Regions from separate parts of the Homo sapiens genome. Here all the other regions are linked to region 3. The links are chromatin contacts, found by Hi-C or POLR2A ChIA-PET in ENCODE. All regions are on one chromosome and are shown on one strand. Each heading gives the region's core, a stretch centred on a gene start or an enhancer-like site at or near the end of the contact. The rest is flanking DNA. Distances are from core to core; before and after follow the strand shown. Region 1 overlaps LINC01599 (long intergenic non-protein coding RNA 1599). Region 2 overlaps LINC01599 (long intergenic non-protein coding RNA 1599). Region 3 holds the start of MAP4K5 (mitogen-activated protein kinase kinase kinase kinase 5).

Region 1 (4,385 bases), core at 1,555-4,054, 470 kb before region 3:
GGCGGGAGGGCATTGCCAGGTGCCCAAGGCTATCTCCAGTGCCAGAGCTCCTCCCTCCCCGTCCCCACATTATGTGACCAAAGGTCTTTGGGTGTTGCTGCCGGATGGTGGGTCTTCTGGTCCAGCTGCTCTCTAACACCTGATGCCCTTTTATCACCCTCTGTCTCTCATACTTCCCAGGCCCCGGCCTGAGCCCCAACCCAGGCAAAGTCCCCTGAAGTCGCTATTCCTTTCCTTATTCTTTATTTTCATCGCCACATCTCTCTCTCTCTCTCTCACCCCCGTTACCAGAGAATTTAGGCTACCTTTTCTCCATCAGCATGGCCCGTGGCCCGACAGCAAATGTCTGAATGTGTGTGTGGTAGCTGGCACTCAGCTTCTCATGAGCTCCGTGATGTGAGCTCCATCTATGGAGGACACAGATGTTAGTGTCACAAAAACCCAGGCATTTTCAACTCCTGTCTAGTGAGTCACCCTTCCCCTAAGCCCCACCCCCACCTATCACAGAGATTAACTGGGGTTGGGGGAGGGTGCTTCTTACTGTAGCAGTAAAAAAACAAAGTAACCTGTCAATTTAGAAAAAACAGATTCAGGCCCAGTGCAGTGGCTCATGCCTGTAATCCCAGCACTGTGGGAAGCTGATATGGGCAGATTGCTTTGAACTCAGGAGTTCAAGACCAGCCTGGGCAACATGGCAAAACCCTACCTCTACAAAAAATTAGCCAGGCATCATGGCACATGTCTGTGGTCCCAGCTACTCCAAAGGCTGAGTGGGAGGATCAACTGAGCCCAGGAGGCAGAGGTTGCAGTGAACCAAAATCGTGCCACTGCATCCAGCCTAGGTGACAGAGACCCTGTCTCAAAAAAAGAAAAAGAAAAAACAGATTCAAACCAATTAGAACTCAGAAGGTTCAGCAAGTTCACCAGACACAAAATCTACCTGCAAAAATCAACAACATCTCTGTCCACCCACAATAACTGCTGAAAAATATTATTAAAAAGATACCATTTACAATAGCAGCAAGAATTACAAAATATATCTAGGTAATAGCCAAGAATACCCAAAACTTCTAAAAACATGTCTTAAATTCTAATAAGGAAACATAAAATGATCTGAATAAATAGAGTACATTCCACATTTTGGGTAGGATGACCTCATGTAAGATGACTTACTTTGGATGACATTTATAAAGACCTAGTTATATGAACAATGAACCTATAAATTTAATGCAATGCTAATCAAAATTCCAACTGGATTTCTTTTTGAGAAACTCAATGGAGAAATAATTAACTTTTACAAAGAAGAGTAGAGGGGAGACTTGCCCAATTACCTACACTACAAAATCAGAATAACAGTAGCAGTGCCAGCTCCGTGGCAGTCCAGTAGACTAGCAGAAAAGCATGGGTAGCTGGGCAACACACTCCGGTCCTTTAGGAACTACACAGAGAGAAAGTTAACCCAGCAAACACAGGTCCTCAGTGGGCTCAGCCACCAGTGGAGGTTTTGCTGGGATATTTTGCTACACTACTATCATTGCAACAAGTATACCTAAGGGATAACAAAACATGTGCCTCAAGGTCCCCGTGTGACTTAAAATGCACTACATCAAACTGGCTCTGTGGAAAGAACAGGACTTAACCGTTCAGCAGGCCTAACTCTCTGGAGCTGCCCCTGAAGTCCGCAGCAGCTACACGTCCTTCATGAGGCCAGATGTGCAAAGCCGGGCCCAGAAAGCTGAGGTAGGTCCCTGCACAAGGCCACAGGGCTTCCATCTCTCTCCACAGAAAACACATCGCAGAGCTCATGAGAAGCTAAGTGCCAGCTACCAGGAGTGCTGGAGGGTGAGCTGGAGGAGGTGGCCTTAGGTGGAGATGAAGGGACAGGAGTCCACAAAGCAGGCCCACTCTGAGTGTCCAGCAATGCTAGGTAAAATTCACAGGTGGAAATCCTAGGCCCCAGGGTGACGGTGTTTGGAGGTGGGGCTTTGGGAGGTGATTCGGTCTTGGGGACAGAGCCCTGAAGAGCCCTTTAATGGAGGGGATTAAAGCCCTTATGAAAGAAACCCCTTCTGCCACAAGAGGACTCTGGGAGAAGGCGCTCTCTATGAACCAGAAATCCAGCCCTCACCAGACACCAAATCTGCCAGCGCCTTGATCTCAGACCTCCCAGCCTCCAGAACTGTGGGAAATAAATGTCTATCCAGTCTGTGGATTCCTGTCCTAGCAACCCAAATGGACTAAGACAAGCATCTTTTACTTCAACTAATTCAAGCAGATGTTCAGCTCTCCTGAATTACTAAAAGCATACACATTTTTAAAAATAGAGCATACAAATCAAATCTCAAGCATTTTGTGTCCACTCTCTTTAGCTCCTTGTCGCTCGTCTCATGTTTCTGTAAAACCACATTCTTTCCTCTCATTTTCGGTGGGGTCTGTCTGGGTTGTGCTGTAGCAACAAAAAATTTCCAAATCACAGAGGCTTTACACATTGATCATTGATATTTGAGCACTGATCATTGCTGAAGCTGAGTAATGGGTACAACAGGTTTGATATTATATATATGCATATATATATTGTATTGTATATATACATATATATTTGAAATTTTCAATAATAAAAGGTTTTGTAAATCTCCATGGCTTAAACCCACAAAGGCTCGTTTCTTGCTCATCTTCCATGTCCCTCATGGATCAGCAAGGTCTCTACTCCACTTCATCCTCATCCAGAGACACAGGCTAGCCAGCCTCCACCCTCTAGATTATTACTCACTACCGTAGCACCAAAAAGGAACCACGGGGAGAGCATGTGATGGTTCTTCAGGCTTTTGCCTGAAAGCGAAACCCATGACTTCTGTTCACATTTCATCAGCAAAGCAAGCCACATAGCCACACCTAATTTTAGTGGCTCAAAGACAAATGGATCTACTATCTACTCAGTAGAAAGGGAACTGGAAATATCTGGTAAACAGCACTAATGATGACCACAGCCACGAAGAGATGTAAATCTAGAAATTCATTCAGAAAGAAGCCCTGATATGCCATAGAGTTGTTCCCAATGGGTTTCACCCCCAACCAAAACCAAACACTCAGTTTTCTCCATTTTAATAAAACATTCAAACTTATACTAAGACTGGGAGTTCCACAATGTCAGGGACAGTTTATATAACTTCTTTACTTTTCCAGTACCTAACAAACACAGCCCATTGAGAACTGTCCCTGACATTGTGAAACTCCAACCTTGATATAAGTTTGATTGTTTTATTAAATGATAAGAAATGTCTTCTTATTGTCTTCCCTCTGTACTGTTTGTGTCCCATTTTCCTCTTCCTATAAGGATGACCGTCCTCTTGGATTAGGGCCCGCCCTACTGACATCTTAATTTGATTACCTCTGTAAAGACCCCATTTCCCCACACAGTCACACTCTGAAGTGCCAGGGGTTAGAACTCAGCACTCTGTCTTTAGCAGGTGCTAGATTAAGATCTGCTCAACTGAAGAGACACAGGAGGCAAGTAGAATGGATTTCCAGGCGTCCTCTAGAGAAGCCATTTCTCATCTTTGTTCTTACTCTTACCAAACTCTGTCTTATGACATTCCCAGGAGGAGACAGGAGGGGGCTGGTGCTTTTCTAGGAGGCCACTGGGTCATTGAGGCTGTCCCAGGTGGCCAGTCTTTCTCGGCTGCAAACTCACCAAATGTCAGGGGGTGCAGAAGGGAGCCTTGGGATCATCCTACTCAAAAGCATGCATCTTACAGGTGAGGAAACTGAAGCCCAGAGAAGGCAAGGACTTCTACCTGCTTTAAGTCTACCGCCTCCTAAGTCCTTTTGCATTAGCAATCTCTGAAAGGCTTGTGACTTTGAAACCTGGGTATCCTGGACCATTGTCCAGTCCTGTCTGTGTCTGCCATATTATATCCAGCCATGCTGTACACTGCTGTATGTTTAGTAAGGCTGAACTGAGAGAGAGAGAGAGAGAGAGAGAGAGAGAGAGAGAGAGAGAGAGAGAACATTTAAATAGTGTAGGCAATTCTGCCCATTTCACTCAATAAGGGGATATAAATCTGCTGTTCCCAATAGATGTTGGTTCCTGCCTCATTCTCATACGTGAGCACTAGCAAGCCTTTGTATAATACTAGCATGGCCCCTAGACACAGGCCAGTCCTGTCCTGGGGCTTTACTGAAGAGACAACACTCTGCTTCTGCACCGGAGAGAGAGCCCGTCCTATGCTTAGTGAGAAATGGTGTCAGGGTCTCCAACACGGCAATTTCTGAAGGGATTTGCAGGCGTCATTTGAACTGTACTCTCCGTCTTTACACCCAAAGCCTGGTGTGATATGCTCTGCTGTGACCATTGCCAGTGCCGGGGTTGGGCTGCCGAGAAAGGA
Region 2 (4,432 bases), core at 939-3,438, 490 kb before region 3:
GTAATAGATGCTTTTTTAAAAATTGACCCTTATTTCTCCCTTTTACAAAAGAAGTCGGGAATTAGGCAATCCAGGGCTGGTATGGCAGCCCAAGGCCATCAGGGAAGGAGGCTCCATGTAATACGCTGACCCTCCAACCTTAGCATGTCTCGTCCCTAATGGCTTTTCAGCCTCCAGCCAGGTACCAGGTAGCAGGAAAGGGCCTTCTCAGAGGCCCCGCATATTACCTCTGCTGACATCTCATTGGCCAGAACATAGTAAGGTGGCCACATAATCTTTTCTCTGGGTAGCTATGTACCTAGCAAAAACTGGGGACTTGTTATTAAGAAAAGACAAAAAGTTGGAGACCTACAGTGGTCTCCACTACACTGTATATGAAGGCAAGACAGTTAATTTCTACCTAAATTCCCAAATGTATCCTCAGGAAGAGAATGTTTCTGAAGCATGAATTCTTTGTGCATTGGAGGATCTTCCCTTTCAACCTTCAATTGCACTGCGTGAAAACCACTCCTCAGGTTCTCAGCTTCAACCTCACTTTCTCAAGGAACCCTCCTCAGGCCCCTCAGTCTGCATTAGGCTTCCCTGTTTTATGCTCCCATTGCACCTTATGCTTCTGCTTCAAAGCCTCTGCACCCTGGTCATTATTGACTCATCTGGAATTATGTGTGTAAGGGCTGTCTTGCCTGTAATCTAAACTGTAAGCTCCCTGAGGGCAGACTCTGCTTCACCCTCCACTGTCTTCCAATGTGTGGCACCTAGTAGGCCCTCAATAAGTATTTGTTAAGTGATTGAGTGATTAGAATATGAGAGAGACCCCAGATTCAAGGCCATTTCCACCGAGACCTTTTTTTTTTTTTTTTTTTTTTTGAGACAGAGTTTTGTTCTTGTTGCCCAGGCTGGAGTGCAGTGGCGCGATCTCGGCTCACTGCAACCTCCACCTTCTGGTTTCAAGCAATTCTCCTGCCTCAGCCTCCCAAGTAGCTGGGATTACAGGCATCTGCCACCACGCCCAGCTAATTTTTGTATTTTTAGTAGAGACGGGGTTTCACCATGTTGGCCATGCTGGTCTCAAACTCCTGACCTCGTGATCTGCCCATCTCAGCCTCCCAAAGTGCTGGGATTACAGGTGTGAGCCTCTGCACCCGGCCAACCTTTTCTTTCTTTAACTAGACTTCCCTGGCTGAGACCAAGACAAAACCAGATTCCCCTGAGCTGTGCACCTGCCGGGACTGGAGCAGCCCAAATGCCCATGGGAGGGCTGTTGACTGGGGCTGTCAGACCAGGCTCTCCGAGGAGGACTCCCACACCCACAGCCAACTCCACTTTACAAAACCAGCTCCAGCCAGAAGTATGCTCGGGGGGGCAGGAGAACAGAAACTGCAGTAGTGTGGGTGGATTTTAAATCTGCAAATGCAACTGGCTGCCCAATGTTTGGGAGATAAAATAGGTCACTATCCTCCCCTTGGTTCGGCGTCACTCCCAGGCCCTAAAGGGGAGGGAAGAATTTTGTGATCTTTGCTGTCACAGGCTATGGACAAATTTGGTTATGTTCAGCTTTACAAGAGCTGCCCGCCCACCTGACTCTTGTTCACAAGACCCCTAAAAATCAGAAAAAGATCAGTCCAGGCTGTTCAGAGTTGGATGGGGAATCTTCCTGAGGACAGTTTTTAAAGAGTCCATTTTGACACCAGCCAAGACAAAAGCCAGGACCCAGAGTCTAGACAGCTCCCAAGCCTGCCGTTTTCAACTTGGCCTTAGGATGGAGTCTTCTGTTCTCTGGCAATGAATGACAGGCTTTTAAAGGAGTGACAAAGAGCAAGCCCTGGAGAGAGCCCCATGAGGCCTTGGGGTAAGGGCTTCCAGGACTGTTCATGAGAAGCTGTGCATGTCTCCCTCCAGCTTCCCCAGATGAGACACCAAGATTGAGAAGTGAAGAGTCATCTCCAATTTGGCAGACATCCTGACCCTCCACACTCACCATTCTGATATTTAGTCATTACCATCCTGGCATAGTTAACCACTTCTCCTTCTGACTGAGAAGCTGAAAGTGATATTCAGCCTGGGTGTGATGTGGGGATTTTCTGGGACAGGGCGGAGATGATGAGATGCTGGAGTTGCATGAGCTGGTCATTACAGTCAAGACTTGTGAACCAGTTGTGAAACCCTTGGTAACCTGAAATCTGCTATGGTGGGAGTATTTACACTACAGAAATTGGCCAATGCTGCAAATCAGGGTTTCTTTCTTTTTTCAGTGAGACACTGCACCAGCACACACTGCATTACTCACGCAGGAGGAGCTCTGGGAGGGCGGGAGAAAACCATGGGTGAGCAGAGTTGAGGATGTTTGGTGCTTCCCCTGATGGCTTCATCATGTCATCTTTCTTGGCTCTTCATGGTCAGTGTTTTCTCCGTGGAAACACCAAGAGATTCTACCTCTGCTCCGTCAGCAAACAAGGAAGTCATTGATTTTCATGGCCCCTGTGCTAGAGAACTCCAAGAGCCCAACTTCTTCAAGCAGCAGGCCCATTTTCTGGTGGAGAAGAGAGAAGGCAAAGCCAGGGAAGGGCATTTAATAGTGACAACTCAGCGAAAAGTAGAGGCAGCCCAATGATCAAAGGTGTCTTCCTTCAAAGCCCCTGAGTGAAAACAGCAATCCATGCTTACCGATGAAGGCCACAGGTGATGTTTCTTATGTGAGTGCATCCATCTGCTTCAGGTCATATTTTCAGAGGTCATACAAGGCTGAAAGGAAGCAAATCATTTTCATGAGAAGGATAATAAATGAGACCAGGATTGGTATCGAGAAAAGTTTTTAGACATTTCTGAGCTGGCCAGCCTGGGGAAGAAAGTGCTTCTAGATACACAGATTTCCAGGACTCTCCCTGAGAGGGTTAGATTCTGGGGGTCTGCAGATGGGGCCAAGAACCCGTGTTTTAAACAGCCCCTTCCTCACCCCGTGATCCCGCTGATGGCAGCCTGCGGACCGCACTTGGAGGAACTGGTCTAGTGAGGGTCCTCGGAGGGCGTTTTGCAGTGGGTGGAACTGAACTCTGAGTGGGATCTTCCTTCAGTACCTAGGCCCTGCCCTGCCATGGCTATGGATCTTCAGCACTCATCCTTGGGGACTGGTGCTGGGTGTTACGGGAACAGCATAAAAACACAAAACAAAAAAATTCCATTTCTCACCACCGGCGGTGAGAAATGGGGGTGGAGCCTGGAACTGTGGTCACAGGGCTCCAAGAGGAGCAGCCAGGATGCCATTGCACAACCAGCCACCTCTAAGAGAAGCAGGACCAGGCCCAGGGCTAAGCCTTCACAAGCCCTGCCGCCAGCTGCCAGCCACCCTTCCTCCCTGGGAGAGCCAGAAAGGGAAGCATAGTGAAGCCCTACATGGTGGCCTCCATCAACAGGGAGGCCCCTCTCCTCCCTCTGCCGCAGCCATCCTACTTTCGGCCAGAATGTCCCAGGGCCAAACTGAGGACAGGGCGGCCTCTCCAGAATCCTGCCCTTAGGGGCCCTGCCAGAGACTGGTTTTTCTTGTTGGAGGCACCTCTGCACAGTTTGCATTTATAAGGCCTGAAGAACTCATCCCAAGAACCCAAGCCCACTTGCAAAGATGGGATAGAGAAGGGGCATGGCATTCCACAGATGGGCTCACTCTGGAGAGGAGCTACTGACCCAGCAGCAGTTCCCCCTCCCTCACCCCTGCTCACCACCCCAGGAAGACATCCGAATCCCCATCAAATGGTCCCTGCCAAGAGCATCGTGGTAACATGGGGAAAGAGAGGATGCTAAGTTGCCCCTCTGCCCACTGGACTCCGTCTCATCTGAGGAGAATTCCACAGCAGCCCCTTCTGGGCTGTGCTCTTTATGTCTCTAAGCCACTTCCTGTTTCCTTTTCTAGGTCATAAGCCAGGCTTATAGTTGGTGTGAGTCACTTACCTAGGAAGCCCAGAGCACACGGCTGCCTCTCAGGGAGGGAGCAAAGGATACAGCTTAGAAGTGCAAGGCACTGGTTTGCTCCTAAAACACATAGATTGTCCTAGACTTTTAGCAGTGCTGTGTACCATGGCCCCCAAGCAACGCACGCCTGGGAGATCCGTGATTTGCCCAATTTGCGTTCCTCTGCTGATGCCAGGCTTTCAGTTCCCAGGAGGCACCGGACAAGCGTAGTTTTGCAAATGAAACATTGCTTTGCCAAGGGGCTAGGCCTATCAGACAATCATCAGGCAACAGCCAGCAGGCCCTGTGAAAGTCATGGCCAAGAAGCCATTCAAAAGCATTGTCTTCTAGTAACTAAATTTCAAATCCAGGGGGAAACCACAGCTCAGACATCGGCCAGTGTTCAGCAATCTGGATTCACAGGGAAACGGACAGGAATAGATTCTGCACAAGTCTATTGTGCATTGTTTTCCCTTCATGACATCTAGGC
Region 3 (4,133 bases), core at 1-2,500:
AATCCCTGAAAGGAACCGCTAAAGTAAAACAAAACCCAGCAAGTTAATATCACATTTTTATCGCCAACCAAAAACAAACGATCAAACTTCCACCAGGAAAAGCATCTTTTTATATGGGATAATGCTTGCATAAATGTCACCAATATTAGTTTGCTTACAGTTAAAGCTCAGAGACAGGGTTTCATATGGCTTTTTTAGTCAAACTCATCCATTGAAACAAATTTTTTTAAAAAAATGCAAATGTCTGAATGTCAATATTCTTTCCTGTCTATCTTCCATGAAGCATTTTTCCATGCTAACACTAGAGCATCCTTCGGTGTAATTCCACAAGCAGATTCAAATTCCCTTCAATACCATAAATAAGCCCTATTAAAAAGCCTTTAAACCACAAAAAAAGTGCAACAGCGGTTTGCAACTGTGTGGTTAGTTCTGCCTGTTGGTAGCGATTAGAACAAGCCATGAGTCGAGGGTGCTCAGAACCGAGTAAAAGGGACCCCGGCCGCTTTCTCCCCAAGAGGCAACAATAAAAGCATCCTCCTCTCGCCCCAATACTTCGCAGGAAAGTGGCCCCATTCCCGGGACCCAGTCGACCGCAGGAAAAAAGCACGGCCAGCCTCACTTACCTTATAGACGTCCCCGTAGGTGCCGCTGCCGACCCTCTGGACGAGTTCGTAGTCCTGCTGCGGGTTCCGCCTCAGGATGTCCGCGGCAGGCCGCAGCGGGGCCTCCATCTTCACTTAGGGCCCGGCCCCCGCCAGCTCACCCCGCGGCTCCCGGATTCCCGCTAACAAGCACGAACGGCGCCGCTTCCCAACATGGAGCCTCCGCCCGCAGCTCCGTCTGCACGAGGGACGAGCAAAGGCTGGTTGGCGTCGCAGGCTACGACCCCCAGCGGCCCGCGCCCTCGCGGCCCGGCCCCTTCCCTTCCGTCCCGCCAGGGGCCGTGGAAGAGAAAGGGGCCTGGAAGGGCCCCCGGCGCCCCGTATCCCCGTTCGGTCTGCGGCCCTTCCCCCTCCCCGGCCGCCCGCGAACTGCCCGACGAGGCCTCCCCGCCAGCCGGGGCCCAGGGCCGGCTCCGTACCTAATGGGGGCGGCCCCGTCTTTGTTGAGCGCGGAGCCCGGGACCTACTTCCTAGACCGCACCCGCGTCCTCCTCCCGCGCGCCGGCCGGCAGCTCCGGGTTTGCCGTCGCCGCCGCCGCCACTCAGCCGCTGCACGGCGCGTCCTCTCGGGGGCGGCGGAGGCGCGTACAGTCGCCGCCGCCGCCGCCGCCGCACCACGTTCCCCACCCGGGGCTGCGTCACCGGGAGACACGTTCCCAGCCAGCATGGGTCGGCGCCCAGCGGCCCGCCCGAGCACTCCGGCCGCAGAACCAGAGTGCCGCCCTGAGGCCTGCTGAGAACACAACACCCTCCCGACCGCGCCACCGCGCCCCCCTAGCCGGGCGCGTCCTTGCAGGGCCTGGGCTGTCTCCCTCCCACTCTCAGAAATAAGGCACACGCCTGGGCATTCGTGGGCCAACGGGCCTTGGCTAAACCGTCCCCACATTTGTCAGGTAGGCCTGTAGGGTGACGGGTAGAGGAAGAAGGGCGATGGGAACGTAGCCCTCCAAGTTAAACACGGAAAAGGTACGTTAAGGGCACCGGGCCAGAAGTAACCTGGCAGCGGGGCGCCGGGGAAGGAGGTGGGGGAGTGCCAGGTTAACTAAGTCCCGGCACACCCTACTGCACCTTCCTGTTTTGCAAACCGATCCCGGTGGTACCAGTTTGAGGCTGCACTGCACACCTGCACAACCTGCCTTCTACTTAGTTCTTCTGAGACATTTCTGAAAGTCTGAATTCCTAGGACTGCTCAATGACCTTTGTCCCTGTTGGGCACACGCAGTGTCTCATCGCTGGTATTGCACCTTTAATGAGACCAGGAGTTCCGCAAAAGTAAAACAAAGGGGTCACAGACTGGTTCTGGTTCTACCACTTCCTCAGTATGTGCTCTGGGACAAAACAGCATATTTGGCAACATCTCGGTGTCCTTATCTGCAGCTTGAAGAGGGTAAGATTTTGCATCTGACACCCAGGAAAGTGTTTATAAAGCGTTTTACAGGATAGTAAGGGGGGTTATCGAATATAAGAGGTCTTAAAATACTTAACAATGCACAGCATATATGGAACAGGAGTTCGGGGAAGTAATTTGGCTGATATTTCACAAGCTGTTTTGCAGTTTCAGTTCCAGTCTTGCTCTGAAGGTAGAAATTAAGTTGCCAGTGTTACATTATACTGGCTAAGTTATTTCTAGAGCCTCATAGAGAATTTGAACAGAAAAGCCAGATAACACTCAGCCACTGCATTTAGTGACTGAAACATCATAAAAGAGCAAGTTGGAGATGTTGGCTTGTGGCTTTGAACATCCAATTTTTAATTCTGCTCTTGAGAATTAAAATACTCCTTATTGTTGATAATTGTATAATGTATAATAAGGAGTAATTGACAATACTCCTTATTGTTGATAATTGTATAATGTAGAAATTAAATTCGCACCTTAACAGGACAGGGCATATATGTATTTTCTTGTGCTCCACACACAAAGGGCACTTATTTGGGGAACATAAGTAAGCCCAGACTTACATGCTCCATGGACAAAGCCTATGTGTTTGCTGCATTGAAAAAATTGTTGAAGAACAGTTCCTTCTTTCAAAGATTCTTGGCACTTGTTTTGGTGGGCACATACTTTTGGCTTCGATGACTCAAAATCTCTTCAAATGTTCTATTGGTATCTTAGCACTTGTTTACTGTCATAGATTCATTTGAGATTTTTTTCCTCTGGCCATATAAGCACTGATCCTTTATCTAGTCTGAAATATATTTATTCTTACATGTTTACACTTGCGTTACTCCAGGGAATTTCAGGCAGCACACAGAAAACACTTACTATAAAACAAGATAAAAATAAGTGGGCAAACTAGTATGACGTTAAAGAGAAGGAAAATACGAAACCAGAACAGTGTGACAAATCGGCCAACCAGAGGATTTTATAGTGTTTTTGAGATCAAGAGTAACCAATTGATCAAGAAGAGGCATATATTTTCCTAATGCAAAGACTTCCAAAAATTTTATTTAATGAGCCTTCTTCATAAAGTAGAAACTGAATGCCCAGTTTGAGACGAGGACAAATATCCTGACAATCCTTTAAGCATGTTATTCTTGAAATACAGCATTTAAAATGAATTAGGCAGTGAAATGTTTGAGGTCATAGGCTTCAACAAGACCCTGGAGTGCGGATATTTTATGTTGCCAGTAATGGCAGATCCATATGCTTTGACCATCAACCTAGAGGCAGATAGCATGGAAAAAGTCAAGACTCTATGTGGTGGTTAAAAAGTCGAGACTCTATGTGTCTGCTATAATCATTATTTTACTTGTACTGCAATTCATGCAAAGAGGAAAACATTTGTTTTATACTAACTCCAAAAGAATCTTAAGGATTTTTAAAATACTGGTTGAGTTAATTTTAACAAGATCAGTGAAGTGGGTTGCTTTGTAAAGAAATGCAAATTCAATTTACTTAAATGTACACTGAGTAAATTTAATTTTACATCCTAGACAATTAAGCAAACAATTTCAAGGTTGAAGTTTATGTAATAATATGTTAGTTATGTCATGGTAACTGACCAGAGAGTTTCTTACAAACCACCCAGTTTCATATGACAAGGTATGGAATAAGAATAAATATGGCTTGATAGGTCCTTCATTCCAACCTAATTGTCATGCATTCTTAGTATCTTCATGCTGACACATAAATATTTTTCAGCTTTTACCCTTATCATTATAATATACGATAATGGTTTGCCACATGCTTTGTAATGTACTTCCCTTCTTTGAAAGTTCTTCAGTAAAATGCTGACTGTAATCTGTGGCCTCTAATTTCAGCTCTAACTTTAGCCAAGGCTGAATAAAAAAGAATTGGGAGACATAAAATGCTTTATCTTATATAAAGCTAAGGTTCACAATTTATTATCCAAGACAAAATGGCTAATTAAACCTTCAAGTGTGAAAGGACAGAGCATAAGGACAATAACTTTAGTCTATTGAACATACAGATTTAAGCAATCTGGTAATCTCCTGATTAATCTGCCAACA

What was found. A loop is a pair of places that touch in the nucleus more often than their neighbours do. ChIA-PET counts read pairs that join two places held with the same protein, here RNA polymerase II (POLR2A). Pooled maps may share reads with other maps.
Region 1: a loop to region 3 is called in a map of A673, with 5 times the contacts of the local background. The contact joins the enhancer-like site here to the promoter of MAP4K5 in region 3. A Hi-C loop is called at or near these places in 2 of 168 maps with a recorded cell type or tissue (A673 and B cell), 5 of 37 single-sample maps with no recorded cell type and 7 of 50 pooled maps.
Region 2: a loop to region 3 is called in a pooled map, with 8 times the contacts of the local background. The contact joins the enhancer-like site here to the promoter of MAP4K5 in region 3. A Hi-C loop is called at or near these places in 4 of 37 single-sample maps with no recorded cell type and 14 of 50 pooled maps. POLR2A ChIA-PET finds 5 or more read pairs at or near these places in 1 of 52 experiments (IMR-90).

The regions. Positions count from the first base shown.
Region 1 is chr14:50,062,312-50,066,696 of GRCh38, forward strand. The region is part of intron 2 of LINC01599 (long intergenic non-protein coding RNA 1599); the gene reads right to left. Among named protein-coding and RNA genes, the nearest start is that of LINC01599, 41 kb to the right of the region's middle. RefSeq lists enhancers at 469-678, 2,234-2,283, 2,654-3,013. Within about 2 kb of position 2,805, at least 8 of the 41 ENCODE cell types and tissues checked have a DNase peak (open chromatin) inside an H3K27ac peak, as active enhancers do; they include B cell, where a contact is called at or near this core.
Region 2 is chr14:50,036,728-50,041,159 of GRCh38, forward strand. LINC01599 (long intergenic non-protein coding RNA 1599) reads right to left here. Exons shown (of 9, transcript NR_131171.1): 5 at 2,665-2,742; 6 at 2,288-2,530. Among named protein-coding and RNA genes, the nearest start is that of LINC01588, 31 kb to the left of the region's middle. RefSeq lists silencers at 1,198-1,287, 1,724-2,018 and an enhancer at 1,878-1,927. Within about 2 kb of position 2,189, at least 16 of the 41 ENCODE cell types and tissues checked have a DNase peak (open chromatin) inside an H3K27ac peak, as active enhancers do.
Region 3 is chr14:50,531,319-50,535,451 of GRCh38, forward strand. MAP4K5 (mitogen-activated protein kinase kinase kinase kinase 5) reads right to left here and starts at 1,251. Exons shown (of 33, transcript NM_006575.6): 1 at 1,130-1,251; 2 at 624-840. The coding sequence starts at 731. It also overlaps a transcript of ATL1 not described here. RefSeq lists a silencer at 945-1,574.